Linked DNA regions of Mus musculus: region 2 is linked to region 1. The links are chromatin loops, found by intact Hi-C in ENCODE. Cell type or tissue: left cerebral cortex. All regions are shown on one strand. Links, peaks and the distances in the headings refer to the core of each region. The heading gives the core; the rest is flanking DNA.

Region 1 (8,333 bases), core at 268-8,267:
AGGCCAAACTGCCAGCAGAGCTGGGAGCCCGCAGCCTTCTCCATCCACAAGTCGCTCTGTGACATTGAAGGGCCAGAGGCATTCCCCACCCCATCCCTCAGAATGCTCTGTGGCTGCTGCTGTGAGCCAGACAGCCAGAGTGATTTTCAGCAGAGGCTCTCATGACTCTCACCCCTCCAATGTGGAGGGTGCTGGTGAGACACAGGCTAAGCTCTCGCCTGCAGTGAGAGCAGTTGTCATTCTACAGAGTAAGCCAACAGGATGTGACCAGGGTCTGAGACCCCCTTTTGCTTTTATTACAAAGTATATTTATAGTTGTTCCTTTTGTATGATTAAAAAAAGAAAAGAAAAGAAAGAAAAGAAAATCCAGACTGCTTGGAATAAGCAAAAGAAAATGTAAGTGATTTTCAAATAGACCAAATTGTCTTTTGTACTTAGAGTCTCTTCATGTCTGCTTGTGCTAGCCCTGCTTATTGCATATAAATATTTCTCAGGGAAGGACCCTTTCTGATCTCTGGTCTCCTTGGCGAATGAAATCAGGGCAAGCTTTTGAATTCAAATGCATGTGTTTTTACATTTAAACTGCTATAGGAAGAGCCATCCATAGTTCATAAGGGTAGACTCTTGTGGTGAAATTAGAGGCTATTAGAACTATTGGTCTTATTTCCAACTGAATTAGTTAACTGCCTGTTAAGGTTCAGAGCCTATTGACCACTAGGCATTTATTACCTTAGCCATAATGACACAATGATTTCCATTAACTTCCAGAGTTTATGGAAATAAAAAAGATCTCGCAAAGAAAGTGGTTGCATTTAATTATGAGGATTAATTAGGCATTTAAATGTGGGTGTAAAGTATGTTTTAAAAACAAGTATTTCTTTTTCATTGCTGTGAGCCAGTGCACTGAAGGTACGAAGAGCATGTGTCTCCTGAAAAAGCCCTGGGTCTCCTGCTTCACTGTCACTTGGGCTGAAATTGCTGATCCATGCTTCCAGAGGCCACTTATCTGCCAGTGTCACATGGTGTGCGATCATTTAACATTTTCCATTAGTCATAACCAGGATTGTGCTGGGAAGGAACCACCAGCCGGCTGCTATCTGTATCTAGTCTACTATATTAGAATATTAAATATACTCTTCTGAGAGCTTCAGAAAGCCACTTGACTTTTTTCCTCAAAGACTTTGAAAGTGAGACACTCCGAACCCACACTCTAGCACATCCGTATTCGTATTTAATTATGGCCACAGCTTTATAATTAACACGGATTCCTTCATGAGCTATCAATTAAACTAGAGGGCTTGTGCATTAGCTTTGAACTTGCAGTGTTGTGGTAAAAATGTCTGTTTGGAGCTGAGTTAAAAGAACTTTTTAAAAAATTAATGCATCCTGAAAGGATGTAGAGAAGATGACAGATTATGAAGTGGAACCTACTTTTTAAGCATCCGGGATTCTATTACATTAAAAATTGATGTGTGGGCTCTGAATATTCATCTCTAGGAGCGTTTGAAATGATGCTGGCGAATCAGAACTACCTCTCTTCAGAAGATTCATTTGCAAGTGTCAACCTGCATTCATTTCAAACAGCTTGAAATGGGTTTCTTAATTTGTTTCAGAAGTATAGTTTCCAAAGTTGACGCAACTAAGTATCCTTTGCGTTTCCTCTCCCTAGTCAAGGTCCACTCCCTGGATGCCAGCGTGAGTGGGTAGTTTCTCCCGGTGGGGCGGTGCAGAGTTTTCAGGCTCGGGGCTTTATGGGTGAAGCAGCTGTGGATGATTCTTGTCTGTCCTGGTTAGGGAGCATGGGCAGCCACGGGAGAGATGGGAATGTGTATTTACTCACTCTGGATTTTGGGGTTTAAAGGATGGAGAACCGAGAGTTTGAAAGACCATGAGTGTAGGGTAAGGAACGTGGAATTGGTCAGAGTTGCACACATCCAGGGAAGGCTGAACAGAAGACGCACAGGCAAGAGGCCACTGCTTTTCACACGTCTACCCTGTCATTTAGTAACTGGGACACACAGAGCTGTGTAGGCCTTGTCTCTGTACTCCTGGGCTGTTGGGGTCACGGAATAGATTGCTTACATTTTCTGTTTGGAAAGTACAAGTCCTCTCCACTTGTAAACATGGTTTAAAGGCACAGAACTAAAGCTGTGGCCTCAGAGACAAGAGGCTCTGCATTTGAATCTTTTTATTCCTCACCCCCGACCCCGACCCCTGAAAGTTGCCTTGGGCTAGTCACCTCTGTCAGTGCTAGGCCCTCCTCCATTCAGTCCTTTTTCTTTTAAAGGAAGACAGAACAATTTACTTTATAGGGTTTTAAAAATTCAGTAAGATTACTTATGTGAAAGTGCTTTGTAACCTAATAAATGCAGGTTCTATTTCTTCTCCTTTCTGTAATATTGTAGTCATCTTCTCACTGTGACAAGCCATTGTGAACTGGCTGGAGAATCTAACTACCCTTTATGAATGGTGACCAGTCACTGGGAAAACTTTTAAACTATCTGAAACAACTGACTTCAGAATGGAGACCACCAATCTGAATTTACATTTGAGCCTGTTCTTAAGTTGCTCCCAGACAACTCTACGTCAGCACACGGCTTTTACACACATCCCCGATGGCTGTGAACTCCTGACTAAGCTCATTGATTCGTGCATGCCCTTGCAACCCTGAGTGCACTCTGAAGAGAGGGAATACAACACACCCTTAGGAAAGGCAGACTTGTTTCAGGAGAATACGCCCAGGGTATTTTTTCATTAAAAATAAATGAGTTTGATTCTGTCACTTCAGATTTTTCAAATCCTGAAAGTGCTGTTTTGACATGTTTTATGGAAAGAGGGCTTCATTGCGGGAGCGAATGAAGTCAGCACTTGGCGAGCTCTGGAAAAGGTGTGTGCAGGCTGCACCGCTGCGTGAAAATGACCTGTCACGTAGCACACCAAACCCAGGCCTGCTTAGCCAGTGAGCTACTGGCTCGCGTGGCCAGTGCTCCAACGTCAGCAAGTCCTGGGGTGCTAATCAAATCATGCAGCTTTGCCTGTTTTATGGCCATTTTTAAAAATACAGCAAATCCTAGGATATTGGTGCCGCCACAGCAACAGAAACCTCAAGCAAGACTTCTGAACATTTCTCAATCAAAATAGCTAACTTTCCCACTATTAGAGCCTGCCATGCTGTTCTGACAGCCCCCCCCCTTAAATAATGAGTTTGCTCCACCCCTGCTATCTCCTTACTGGAGCTGCTGTCATAACTTCACAAGAATAACCCCACCAACAGCGTGAAGCATATTCTCAGCAGACTGAACTGCACTGACCTCAGTAACGCTGTTTAAAAATGGCCAAAATTGTCCAGGGACACGAAGCTTGGTGTTTGGCATCATCTCTCAATATTAAATATGACATTTTAGGTTAGAACGAGACTTTTAACTTGTCCTGCTCCTGAGACCGCGGGATGTTATCTGCTCTGCTACAGTAAAACCTTCTATAAGCAGGTTTGTCCTCGGTTGGTCCACTTAGCTAGGACAGTCCCAGACGTAACTCCCCAAGAAAACAGAATGAAGAAGGTGGAGAACCCGCATCCAAATCAGGGGTGCACGTGGAGCAGAGCTGCTCATGAGAACACCTGTCCTGTAGAGGCAGCCCATGGCCTTCAACCCCTCTGGGCTCCCTTCTTATATACTAGAAACAGTTGTTTTGTGACTCACAGGGGAGGGTGTGACTGACAGAACGTCATCACATCCAGGGTGGCTTAAAGATCTAGTTTTTAAAAATTGTGTGTGTGTGTGTGCACGCGCACATGTGTTTGTCCTGTCCCTGTCCCCTGCAGCTGGAGGTTGTAAGCTATGTGACATGGTTCTGGGAACCAGATTTTAGAGAGCAGCAAGTTCTCCTCATGAGGAACCATCCCTCCAGCCCCAGTTGCAGGCAGGAAAGTTTAAAGTTTGCAGAGTCCGCGGTATATACCAGCAGAGCAGCGAATGCGTATGCATCCCCACGCTTGCTGGCATCAAGTCCCGGCTATAGGGTTCTGTGCCTTTCTTACTGTGCTCCACAATGTGTGTATGTTGAGCACGTAGTACAGTTTGTGGGAGCCATGGTGGAGCCCTGGAGCCTCTGGAAGCGGAGTTACAAATGGTTGTGTGCCAACAGGTGGATGCTGGGAATCAAACATTGTCCCACTGCAAGAGCAGCTAGAGCCATTGCTCTAGCCCCTGAACGCATTTCTTTACCTCTATGAATGGTCTGTGTGGTGGTTTGACCAGGAATGGCCTCTATAGACTCATGTGTTTGAGTGCTTGGCCTTAGGGAGTGGTGCTATTAGGAGATGTGTCCTTACTGGAGGAGATGTGGCCTTGTTGGAGGAAGTGTGTCACTGGTGGGCTTTGAGGCCTCCTATACTTAGTCTCCAGCCTATGTGCAATCAGCCTCCTAGGTGCCTACAAAAGACAGTCTCCTCCTTGGCTGCCTTTGGATCAAGATGTAGAATTCTCAGCTGCTCTAGCACTCTATCTGCCTGGATGCTGCCAGCTTCCTGCCATGACAGTAATAGACTAAACTTCTGAACCTGTAAGCCAGCCCCAGTTAAATGTTGTCCTTATAAGAGTTGTCTTGATCATGGTGTCTCTTCACAGCAATGGAAACCTAACTAAGACAGTCTGTTAGTTTCTGTTTGGGTGTTCATTTCCTTCTTGGCTCTCTAGCGATGGCACTGGTAGGCAGACTATATCCTTGTCTGTCTTTGTCTTGTCAGTCTTCCTTGGCATGCTGCCTCAGAGCTGTCCTGGTTTGAAGAGACACTCAGAGGAGTACTAGCTAGTGGAGAGATCTTGTTAATAACACACAGCGGTTCTACTCACTGTTAGTGTTTGGACCACTACGTGTATGCTTCCTAATTACAGGAGATGGCACTGAATTGCAGGCTCTGCCCATTCGCTGCTTCAGAACCGGGGCAGACACCAAGGGGGATTGTCTTTCTTCCCTCTAATTAAAACAAACAATAATTATTATTAATGATAATTATGTTCTGTGACATTTCCGAAAATAGTGAGTCATCATACCCAAGCCGTTGCTCTGAGTAAAACTGCAGGGCTGGGTTCCCATGAGTCTCTGGTCTCATTAGTGGATCCGTACAAGATGTGGTTTTGTGGGTGTTTCTGGTACAGTATGTATTATGTATGTTGATTTGTTGGCATTGCACTTCTGGGCAGCGACTCTATGCCTGAAGCCTGAGTAAGCTTACCTAACCATGCCTGGCAGGCGCACTGCTGTGACACTCTTGTGTTCTTGCATTTAGGGACATACAATGGGCTTGTGCACCTGAGTCATGTCCCTTGTGGGAGTGCTGAGTTGGCTGGTTTGTCCTCTGCTGGTCTCTTGCCCTTCACAACTGACTCTAGAGCTATAAAGTTTAGTAATTAGGCAAATTCATGAACAAAATCTGTGAATAATGAGATTGACTGTGCAGAGTTCTATACATTCTCTTTTGCTTCTTTTCCTGTGTGTGTGTTGTTCTGTGCTCAGCACACATGTGTGTGCAGGCACATGTGTAGTCCCGGGTCCCTTCCTCCACCATTCTCCACCTTACTCTTTGAGTCTCTCAGGCAGACCCAGAGCGCATTCTGTTCTCTCTACGATCTCGCTCTGAACTGACCTCAGGGTCTCTTGTGTGCGTGACAAGAGCTTAACCTTTGAGCCAGCCCCTATGTGGTAATCCACTCTTAATCCTAAATCGTCTTGTGACTTCTGGTCTTTGAATACTGCACATCAATAAGAATGTAACATGCATCTCAACATCTGTTTATTCTAGCACAGCTCTTTTAAATCTTTTATACAAGGCGCATGTTGCCCTTCTGTATTCCTTTCATTGTATTGATGTTTGCACTGCTACCTGCCCAGTGCTTTCCAGTCAGTGTGTGTGTATGTGTATCAGTGTATCTGTGTGTGTAAACATATGTGTGTATGTAAATATGTATGTATATGTGTATATGTGTACTTATGTATGTATCAGTGTGTACATATGTATATATGTATGCATGTATGGATGCGTGTGTATGAGTGTATCTGTGTGTATACATATGTGTGTATGTATATGTGTGTGTATATATATATATATGTATCTGTGTATCTGTGTGTATGAGTGTGCCTGTGTGTCTGTACATATGTGTATGTGTATATGTATACGTGTGTATATGTACATAGGTACATATGTATGCATGTATGTGTATGAGTGAATCTCTGTGTGGGTATAAACATTTGTGTGTATGTATATATGTGTATGTATGTATATGTATGTATGTATGTGGGTATATGTGTCTATGTATATGGGTGTATATATGTGTATATATGTGTGTATGTATATATGTATGCATGCATTATGTGTGTATCAGTGTATCTGTGTGTATGTATATGTATGTACATATGTGTGTATGTGTGTGTGCATGTTTGTATATGCATGTATGTGTATGTTTGAGTATATGTGTTTGTACATATGTATGTATATACATGTATTTGTGTGTGCACATCTGCATTGCATGTACGCTACCTTTAGTTTTAACATGCATTAACATGTGTCAGAACATGCTCTAATACCCCAAACTGCCTCCCACCATTCTTCAGAAACACCCTTTCCTGACCATCACACCTTAACAATGGCAGATTGCTCTACTTTTGTCTTTTCCAAGCTATCCTAGAAGTAGAACTGTGTGGCCATTGGCCCCTGGAAAGGGGCCCCCTCCTCAGCTTTGACCTCTGGCTTTCAGCTGCTGTTGTGTACCCCAGTTTGTTTATTTTCTTTCTAAGTGCTGAGCCCTTGTTTAAACATTATGCATCCACCTCAATGCTTCTCAGCCCCTGGGTTGCGACACTTTTGGCAAACCTCTGTCTTCAAGAATATTTACATATGATTTGTAACAGTAGCAAAATAAGTTATGAAGCAGCAACGAAAGTAATATGGTTGGGGGTTAACACATCATAAGGACCTGTATTAAAGGATTGCAGCATTAGGAAGGCTAGGAACCCCTGATCAACCTCCCACATGCATGGGGATTGTTTGCAATTACAGGGAAATTAAGAAGAAGCCTGCTGTAAGCATCCACAGGCTTTGTGTGGATGGAAGTTATCATCTCCCTAGAAAAATTAGGAATGTACTGTCTGGATCTAATGTTAAATCTAAGATTTCGATAGATAAGAAACTGCCACCTCTTATTCCAGATTCTCCTGTTCCATATTTGCATACAAGAGTTCCAGTTGCTCTGGTTGTCACCAGCACTTAGTGTTGCTTCACTTTCCTTTTTCTTCTGTACCTCGTCCACGCACAGTGCACTTGCTGTGAAATATCCTTAGTGTAAGTGCAAGCCAAGTCATCTGGACAGGACAGGGCCCTGCACTCTTGAACTTACAGCAGCTGGGATTGCCTGCACAAGATCAAGGCAGTAAACATTGTAGCATAGAGTGGGGAGGGGTCAATGAGTTCCCACCCTCCCTGCTGAGTTACTGATGGTGAATGTCTGCAGGGAGTTGGTTTTTGGCTCCTGGCTGGTCAGCCACACTCCAAAGCAGCTCTTCTCAACCTGTGGACCCCTTTGGGAGTCAGATGACCCTTTCAGAGGAGTTGCCTTGGACCACCATCAAACACAGATATTTGCACTACAATTCATAACAGTAGTAAAATTAAAGATATGAAGTAGCAGTGAGAACGTATTTATGGTTGGGGGTCGCCACAACGTGAGGTATTTATTGTACTGAAGGGTCACAGTGTTAGGAAGGCCTAGAACTGCTGCTCCAGATGGTGGTTGTACCCCACAGTCTAGCAACAGCACAATTGGTTTAGGTGAATTCTTGAAAAGAAAGACTGACCCAGAGCCAGGAGGAGGGAGTGGAGGGTGGATCTGGGAGGAGGTATGGTAAGGAGTGTGATCAAATACCTGTGTGCACAAATGTAATTCTCAGAGAATTACTAAAAATATTTAATATGTTCTAATTAATATTCAAAGTGTTCTACCATAATAAAATCTTATTAATTGCTTTATGTTGTGCTGTGTTGTTTTTTAAACAAAGTGGTTTCTCTATGACACAGACATTGCGAGAGGATTGTGTAGGAGCAGGGTGGAAGGAGTATATTTATTATTCAGTTTTGCTGTGAACCCAAACTTGCTTCCGAAACCTTTATGGGGCTTGCTGGAGAGATGGCTCAGCAGATACAGGGGTTTGCTGCATAAGCCTGGCACCCTGGAACCCAAGTACAAGTGCGGGAAGAGAATTGGCGTGTCCTCTAACTGACATGCACACAAATATGTTTTGAAAGTTTACTAATTAAAAGTATTCTTTTTCTAAAATGT
Region 2 (8,333 bases), core at 142-8,141, 52 kb before region 1:
CAGGGTAGGGGTGGGTGGGGCCGACCTAGTGACCAGGCTGCACTCAGACGCTTAGGGACCAGAGACCAAGTGTTAATAACCAAGGCTGCACTCAGACGCTGGTTCCAGTTTGCATAGCATCCGTTCATCTCCGTCGAGCAACTCTTGAGAGATCTAAAGGCCTTTTTGTGTTTTTATTTGGAGAACCTACACAGTCACAGCTCCCCTCTCAGAGTAGAGTGGGGTGGATTAGTGATGTGCCATCCCGCCCCAGAATACTCCTCCTTACTCTCAAATCCCGGATCCCAGGAGACTGTTGGGTTATGCTGATCCTGAATGACAATGCTTTAAAATACTTACTTTGAAATAATTCTTATATAAGGCTTTTCTTTGTCTTAGGAAATTTTCATCCAGAGCTTTGAGAAGTCAGGGTTCTGAAATCTGTATGTCATGATGCTGTGGTCTTGGTTTCAGACTCAGCAAGAATGATGGGTTTTGGTTATTTATTATATATATTTTTTTAATGATTTAGGTAGTACATTTGTATAGCCTGTATACCACTGAGTGTGTAGTGATTTGAGATTGTGGCTTGTTGTTCTTGGTGGTGTGTGTGTGATTGTATGTGTGGGTGTGTGCTTTAGTGTTTTTGAAGCAGGCTCTTGCTGTGTAGCACCAGTTGATCATAACCTCGTGGCCTTCAGCATTTCAGGCACATGCCACACTCCTGCTAGGACTGGTGAATTACTGTTTTCCTCTGTTATCTTCATGCCTTTATGGTCATGGCTATCACTAATAGTGTTGTGGGCCATGAGAATGACACCATAGCTGTTGCTGTGACCCAGGACTGTCTTCCAGGTATCATCTCATCCCACCTCTTTTTGGAAAGCCTGTGGTCCTCCTGTGTTTGTTGCAGGACTATTGCTTTCTAATGCACTCGTTTAGACGGAAAACTTGTAAGTCTTGTACAACTTCCTGGGTTGATCTGGTTCTCAAGAGTGCTGTTCTTCCAGCTCCTGTGAGAGTGGTGAGGGCACTAAGACTTGGTTCTGAGAGAGATCTCATCTTCAGTTTGTAGCTGTGTAATTTAACAATTGTTCTTCTTCTTCCGCCACATTCTGAAGACACACTCTATGTTATATTGTGAGGCAGATCAGAAGAAATAATGGAGGAACTGTCACCAGAAGGGTGGTCTTCTGGCCATTTAGAGCCAATAGAAATGCCTTCTCTATGTGAGAACTAAAAAAAATATTACAGAACTTGTCACCAAGTCCTATACATGCACTGTGTGTGTGAGCCACGAAGTATCCAACACTGCCAAATATCTAGCTCAAGATATTGCTGTCTGTGCCTTGCTACAACCATAATTTTTATTTGCTGTAAAATGACTACAGCTCTAAAAAATGTGATCAGAGAGCGAAGCCGTTAAATGGGTTATTAAGTATGCCTATCTCAATCTTACACTGAATCAAAAGACCATCCTATCCAAATATCCAAACCTTGTATAAAGCACTGCTGTTGCGTCTGTGTGTGCATATCATATTTCCTGATCAGGAGCCTAAGGAGTCCAGCATGCTGGGGAAAGACTTGTTTATAGAGCGCTATTAGGGAGATGCCAGATAAAGAAGATTTGGAAATTAATATGGCTACCTATGTGCGCCTTCCTCCCTCTGCTTTCTCTAGAATTGTCTTTGTCTCTGGTCTAGGAAAGTGTTAGGCAGATATGGACAGAATGCTGCCTCTTTGCTTACTAATTAGGTCAGAAAATAAGAATAAATATATTTCTGCTTCTTCATAGGCAGGTGAAAATTCTCTTTCTAAGAAACACCAGGAAGGGTGGTGCCCACTGTCTGGTCACCAGGCGTCAAGTGTGTCACCGTCTAGTTTGCCATCATGGGCTACTATTTCTACAGGCTCCTTGGAGGGCCAAAACACTTCTTAGACATTAATAGTCCTTTCATATTTTCCAGAAGTTGTATGAATTAACAATAAGCTGGAAACAATCCCACTTTTAACCGGCAGAGATGCACAGAATGGAACTTCATCCAGCCCTCGCTCTTGTGTGAGGAGGGATTTACTGGACAGTGTAAATTCATCAAACTGGGTTGTCTGATATTGTCATCAGGTGTTGTGAGATATTGAAATTCAGAGACTCGTGTCTGAGATAAAGTATCTCTTCTCATAATTGGATGTTACTAGCAGCAGGCTCCAGACTTTGAATGTACCAGATGCCATGAAAGTTTATGATTGTCTTTCTGAGTGTCTTTAAGATTGTTTTGCTAGATCCCAGTGGGAAATGCATCTCCAAGCCCACAAGGCTGCTTCTCTGTTACACAGCAGGGCCAGGCTCTTCCCCATCTGTCTCAAACATAGATTTCAGCCTGAAATTGAGAAGAACGTGTGCCGTGTTAAGTCATTAACAACTGTTTCAAAACAGTCTGATTTCTAACAGTTGGTGCATGTGGAGACACCTAATTAAAATAATTCCAGTCTCGTTAATAAGATAAGTGTGTTTTCTAGTTGCCATGGGATTATCACTATCGGATACAAAGGGTTTGAGGCTTAGCTGAGCAAATGAAGCTTATATTTCAGCCCCTTTATTAACTTCATTATGATTTAAAGAGTTAAATCCTCTTTTCCCATTACATTTTCATTTTAGTGAACAGAAATGGGGGCTGGGAAGATGGTCCCCACAGCAGTGTGAGCAGCAGTCATGGCACCTCTGAACCCAGGAGACTGAGCTGCCATAGACGTCACAGAGAAGGAACACATAGGTGCAGTGGACTGTTAGCCTCTGATAGTCACTGACACTGTCTTGTCCATAAGACTTTGAGTTGAAGAGTCCAGAGTACATTAGAGTGCATTGTCTGTGTCCTTGTTCTCCATACCTTCTTAGCCATCAACGTGCTGGTGCTGTGAAGGTGCCTCTCTCTGCTGCTGCTCCTCTGTGGTTCCAGTGCTGCCGTGGCTCCATTGTTGCAGTGCTGCAGCCCCAGTGTTGCAGTGCTGCAGCCCCAGTGTTACAGTGCTGTGGCTCCAGTGTTGCAGTGCTGTGGCTCCAGTGTTGCAGTGCTGTGGGCCCAGTGTTGTAGTGCTGTGGCTCTAGTGTTGCAGTGCTGCAGCCCCAGTGTTGCAGTGCTGTGGCTCCAGTGTTACAGTGCTGTAGCCCCAGTGTTGCAGTGCTGTGGCTCCAGTGTTGCAGTGTTATGGCTCCAGCATTGCAGTGTTATAGCTCCAGCATTATAGTGCTGCAGCTCCATTGTTGCAGTGCTGCAGCTCCAGTGTTACAGTGCTGTGGCTCCAGTGTTGAAGTGCTGTGGCCCCAGTGTTGCAGGGCTGAGATTCCAGTGTTGCAGTGCTGCAGCCCCAGTGTTACAGTGCTGTGGCCCCAGTGTTTCAGGGCTGAGATTCCAGTGTTGCAGTGCTGTGGCTCCAGTGTTGCAGTGCTGTGGGCCCAGTGTTTCAGGGCTGAGATTCCAGTATTTCAGTGCTGTGGGCCCAGTGTTTCAGGGCTGAGATTCCAGTGTTGCAGTGCTGTGGCCCCAGTGTTGCAGGGCTGAGATTCCAGTGTTGCAGTGTTGTGGCTCCAGCATTGCAGTGTTATGGCTCCAGCATTGCAGTGTTATAGCTCCAGCATTATAGTGCTGCAGCTCCAGTGTTGCAGTGTTGTGGCTCCAGTGTTGCAGGGCTGAGATTCCAGTGTTGCAGTGCTGTGGCTCCAGTGTTTCAGGGCTGAGATTCCAGTGTTGCAGTGCTGTGGCTCCAGTGTTTCAGGGCTGAGATTCCAGTGTTGCAGTGCTGTGGCTCCAGTGTTGCAGTGCTGTGGCCCCAGTGTTGCAGGGCTGAGATTCCAGTGTTGCAGTGTTGTGGCTCCAGTGTTGCAGGGCTGAGATTCCAGTGTTGCAGTGCTGTATCCCCAGTGTTGCAGTGCTGTGGCTTCAGCACTGCAGTGCTATGGCTCGAGTGTTGCTGTGGCTCCAGAATTGCAGTACTGCGGCTCCATGATGTTTGTTCAGTAAATAGCAAAGGTAAAATAACCTACATATTCCCTCCCACACACTTTACTCTCTTTGATGTGATCACTTCAGAATCTCAACAAAGGACCCACAGGGGCCAGAGAAATGGGCCAGCAGCCAGTGTGCTTGCCACCAAGCTGATGACTTGAGGTGACTCTTGAAAATTGTCCTCTGACCTTCATGTGCATATTGTAGCTCCCCAATAAATAGAAAGGAAAGAAGGGGCCCAAAACCTGTAACTGTGCATATGGGGACGCTTATTCTAAAATCTGAAGAACATTAAGTCAGATCATTTTGAAAAAGTTCCTCATGCTGAACTGCATATGAGAATTAAGAGTGTTATGACACGAAAGCCTTCTTTAGGGAACTCTGAACAAAGGCAGACTTCTTTCTTAGCTGCTCAGTGCTGGAGCTATTTACTCAAGTATGTCTTGAGAACACACACTGTTAAATGCAAAACTGCTACACATACAGAAAAACCATACATTTCAGCAGATTCTGGAAAACAAAACTTTCTGTCACATTCCACTTCTGTCGGACATTGGCCACTCCCAGGCCTGTGGGACTGGATCAGTTTCCTGCCACTGCTGTTAGGCACCTTCTGTATCCTTCATGCTTGTTACCCACACCATTTCCCCAGAGTTCATGCCCTTAAAACTACAATTGTCTCCTGCCCTCAGCCTGAGTAGGCTTTGACACCTAAGGGCAGAGTTACTGTTTGAATAATATGTCACGTGGATGAACTGGGGTGGGGAGAGGAGAGGGGGAGAGGGAGAAAGGGAGAGCTGGCGGGTTGGAGGAAGGAGGAAGGAAGCTGGAGGCAGGTGCTACAAGGCAGGTGAGGGAGCTGGCGCCATGGGAGGCAACACCTGTACGGCATAGCTGAAGTCCATATTTGCTGCCCTCCCCATGTCCTTATTGCATGTTCCATCAGGAGGAGAATGAACACATCTGATGTTCTAACTTCCTGACAAATGAGGAGGTTCCTTCGTTGGTATTGAGCGTCTTCTTCTCCTGGATCCTGTCATTTGACAAGCAAACGTACCCCAAGCCAAGCTGCACATTTGAAAATGGGAGCTTGTTACTCAAGCGCCTGGGACAAGCGGTTCTTAAGAGAAACATCTCAATTCATTGTCTCTGTTAACTTTCCTGCTTCACCGACATCCTCTCACCGGCAGTGAATGGCTGCAGAGATGGTGTTCAGGAGGGAATCCTAAGCCATGGCTGCTTTGGACCACACAAAACTACTTACCTGTGATGACAAGGAGGCCACTAAAACTGCCTTCTACCTGTCCCATGTATGTGAGCAGACTGAATGAGGGCTTTTCAGGCAGCATACTCTTTATAGCCAAGAGACAGCTATAACCCAACACCAGGTGTGTTGGGAGCCAAGGATCCTGAAGGCACTATTGGCCTTCACAGACGCACCTGGCTCAGGTAGCATCTATTTAGTTTATTATTATTAATTAATACTTTTAATGTATTTACATGTGTATGTGTGGTATATGTGTGTGTACCATGGGCATGCATGAGCCTGAGGGCGTGAGAAGAGGGCTCTGGGTGCTCAGGAGCCAGAGTGACAGGCAGCTGCAGGTTGCCTTGTGAGCACTGGGAACTGTATCCAGGTCCTCAGTGATAACAGTAAGCACTCCTACCCATCGAGCCACCGCCGCAGGCCCTGTTTTAGGGCCCAAAGCAGTGAAGGACTTGAGCAAATGTCAGCAAAGCTTTGAATCTAGAACTCAGACTTGTAACAAACAAGGGAACAGCTGACACCAAATAAGCTGAACGTTCAAAGTGGAGTGCACCTGCCTGTTCTAAAGCCAGGCCACCTCATGGGCACTGACATCACCAGGATTGTGGGGTATGGGACGTGTGGCGGGACAGTACTCTCCTTGTGTGTGGTCTAGATCCCAGCACCAGTCTCAGAGTATGGAATAGTGTTCTGTTCCTTCCAATGAACTTGGCAAGAGGCAGCCAGGGTTTCTGTGTCTCATTTGCTTAATGGCATCCCCCAGGAACTTGAGGAGCATGTTGTCTGCAGTTTGAACATGGGTGCCCCTTAGGTGAAGTTGTCCTTTTGAAACTGTGAAGTTGTGTAAAAGTCATTTGTGGATCTTATTTCAGTGCTAGCTTTATAGTTAGACCCCATGGTATGTGGAGTCTTGGCTGTCCGAGCCAAATTGCAAGTAAAACTTTTCAGATTCTTATTTGTTTTCATGGACGTTCCCAGCAGAGGCACGGGCAAGCCCAGCTAGTGTTCAGGGACTGCTAAACGCTGGGCACTGCCCCAGAGCCATCTCACCTAACAGGATGACAATACCGAGAAGTTCAGAATAGCTGTTTTACAGGGAGGAGACCGAGTCTGAGACTTGCTTAGTAACTGTTACTACATTGTGATCTGGGCTTTGAACTTGAGTCTCTTTATGTCAGATGCACTACACAGGTCTGTACATTTGAGCTTAAAAATGAGGAAGGATTATAGACACATCTAAAGGGACGCTTCGGGAATTTCAAAACACTCAAATGCATAGAATCTCAGAAAGCTGTGCTTGGGAGGTGACTCAGGGAAAGGACAGGTTCTGGGCTCCTTCAGAGGACCAGGATTCAGTCTCCAGCACTCTCGTCAGGTGGATCAAAACTGTGATTCCAGCTCCCCAGTCACACGCAGCTACACATAATTAAAATAAAAAAGTAAAACATTTCTAAAAATCTCAGAAAGCAGAGCTTCCAGTGCTTGTTATCAAAGGTCACCAACCGACAGCATGTGACACCCGGGTTGAATTTAGAAGCCAGTCACTGAACTGGACTGCAGGATAACTAGGCAGAGCATTAGAGTTTTAATAGGCCTCAGCATTGTTTGTATGTTCTTAACAAGCTGGGTTTCTCACAGACCCTTGTCTCATGTCGCTGCCTTAGATATCATTTGGAGTAGACAGCAGGAACCTTTCTCCTCTGTGTGTCTGTCACCACTTCTGGAAACTGGAATTCTGTGGAAGGAACCTGCCAGTCACAGGCTTTCTCTGGGTGTGGGGGCCCGATGGGGTGAGCTGTGCACACTGCTCTTTCTGCCCCAGCAGCTGCCTGGGTGTGCCATATGGAAAGGAAATGATGCTGAAGTCAGACATGAATTTTGTACTAAGGGTAGGTGGCCTTGAGCAAGAAGCTGACATCAGGAGATCTTGGCTTTTATCTGAGAACAGCATAAAAGTGTCTTATAAGTGTAGTGACAGTGAATTAAGTTTACAGCTCTTTCCCAACAGATTGGTGCTTAGATTTCCCATAATGGATCCGTAATGGATTAGGTGTGTGTTCTGCTGCTATTCTAACAGCTTATATGTTTTTGCTTTGTTTTGCTTGTGAGATCAGGTCTCACATAGCCTGGGCTGGCTTTGAACTCACCCTATAGCTGGGGAAGACCTTGAACCTGCCTCCACATCTCAAGTGCTAGGCTTACAGGTATGCTCTACCATGTCTGGATTGTGTGTGTGTGTGTGTGTGTGTGTGTGTGTGTGAGAGAGAGAGAGAGAGAGAGAGAGAGAGAGAGAGAGAGAGAGAGATCAGGCCTAGTGTCAAGCACCTTTACTTGCTGAGCCATTTCACGGGCTCTTCTAGCCTATCTATGTCACCTGGACATAAGCTAGACTCATCCAAGAGTAGGGAACCTCAGTTATGAAAATGCTTTCTTAAGATTGGGCTGTAGGCAAGTATGTAGAACATTTTATTAATTACTGATTGATGTTGGAGGGCCCACCCCATTGTGGGTGGGATTACCTGTTAGCTGGTGGTCCTGGGGTCTATAACAAAGCAGGCTGAGCAAGCTATGGGGAGCAAGCCAGTAAGCAGCACCCCTCCATGGCCTCTGCATCAGCTCCTGCCTCCAGGCTCCTACCCTGCTAGAGTTCCTGCTCTCAGTGTTTCTGATGATGAGCTGTTCCATGGAACTGTGAGGAAACTAAACCCCTTTTCTCCCCGAGTTGCTTTTGGTTGTGGTGTTACATCATAGCCACAGTGACCACAACTAAGACACTGTCCCTAATGGTCCATGTTTTAGCGAATGGTTCTGACCTTCACTAGGAAGTATTAGCTCATGGAGAATGAAATTTGACTGGGGTAATAGAATAAGTTCATTGCATTCTCGTCCCCATTCCCAAAAAAGGGTTGCTCAGACTTACTATGCAAATAGGCTCACCTTAAATTCACAGTGATCCTCCTGCTTTGGCCCGTGCCTCCCAGGTGCTGGGATTACGAGCGTGGGCCACCACATCTGGCTTCTCTCCCTTCATAGGTGCCAGTTACTTGGTTGACAGGCATCCTGGCTTGGCCATGTTTCTTGGTCTT

What was found. Hi-C counts contacts between places; a loop is a spot of excess contacts. Peaks named below come from ENCODE experiments on the same cell type or tissue, not always from the same donor. Only the 100,000 strongest peaks of a DNase experiment are listed, where the experiment ranks them.
Region 2: a loop joins it to region 1, with 5 times the contacts of the local background. A loop is called at or near these places in 2 of 42 quality-filtered maps.

What each region holds. Positions count from the first base shown.
Region 1 is chr5:111,064,949-111,073,281 of GRCm38, forward strand. All of the region lies in intron 2 of Ttc28 (tetratricopeptide repeat domain 28), which reads left to right. Among named protein-coding and RNA genes, the nearest start is that of Mir701, 65 kb to the left of the region's middle. In left cerebral cortex, for the core only: no CTCF peak of the experiment used is centred there; a DNase peak (open chromatin) is centred at 4,729.
Region 2 is chr5:111,012,767-111,021,099 of GRCm38, forward strand. The region is part of intron 2 of Ttc28 (tetratricopeptide repeat domain 28); the gene reads left to right. Among named protein-coding and RNA genes, the nearest start is that of Mir701, 13 kb to the left of the region's middle. In left cerebral cortex, for the core only: no CTCF peak of the experiment used is centred there; no DNase peak of the experiment used is centred there.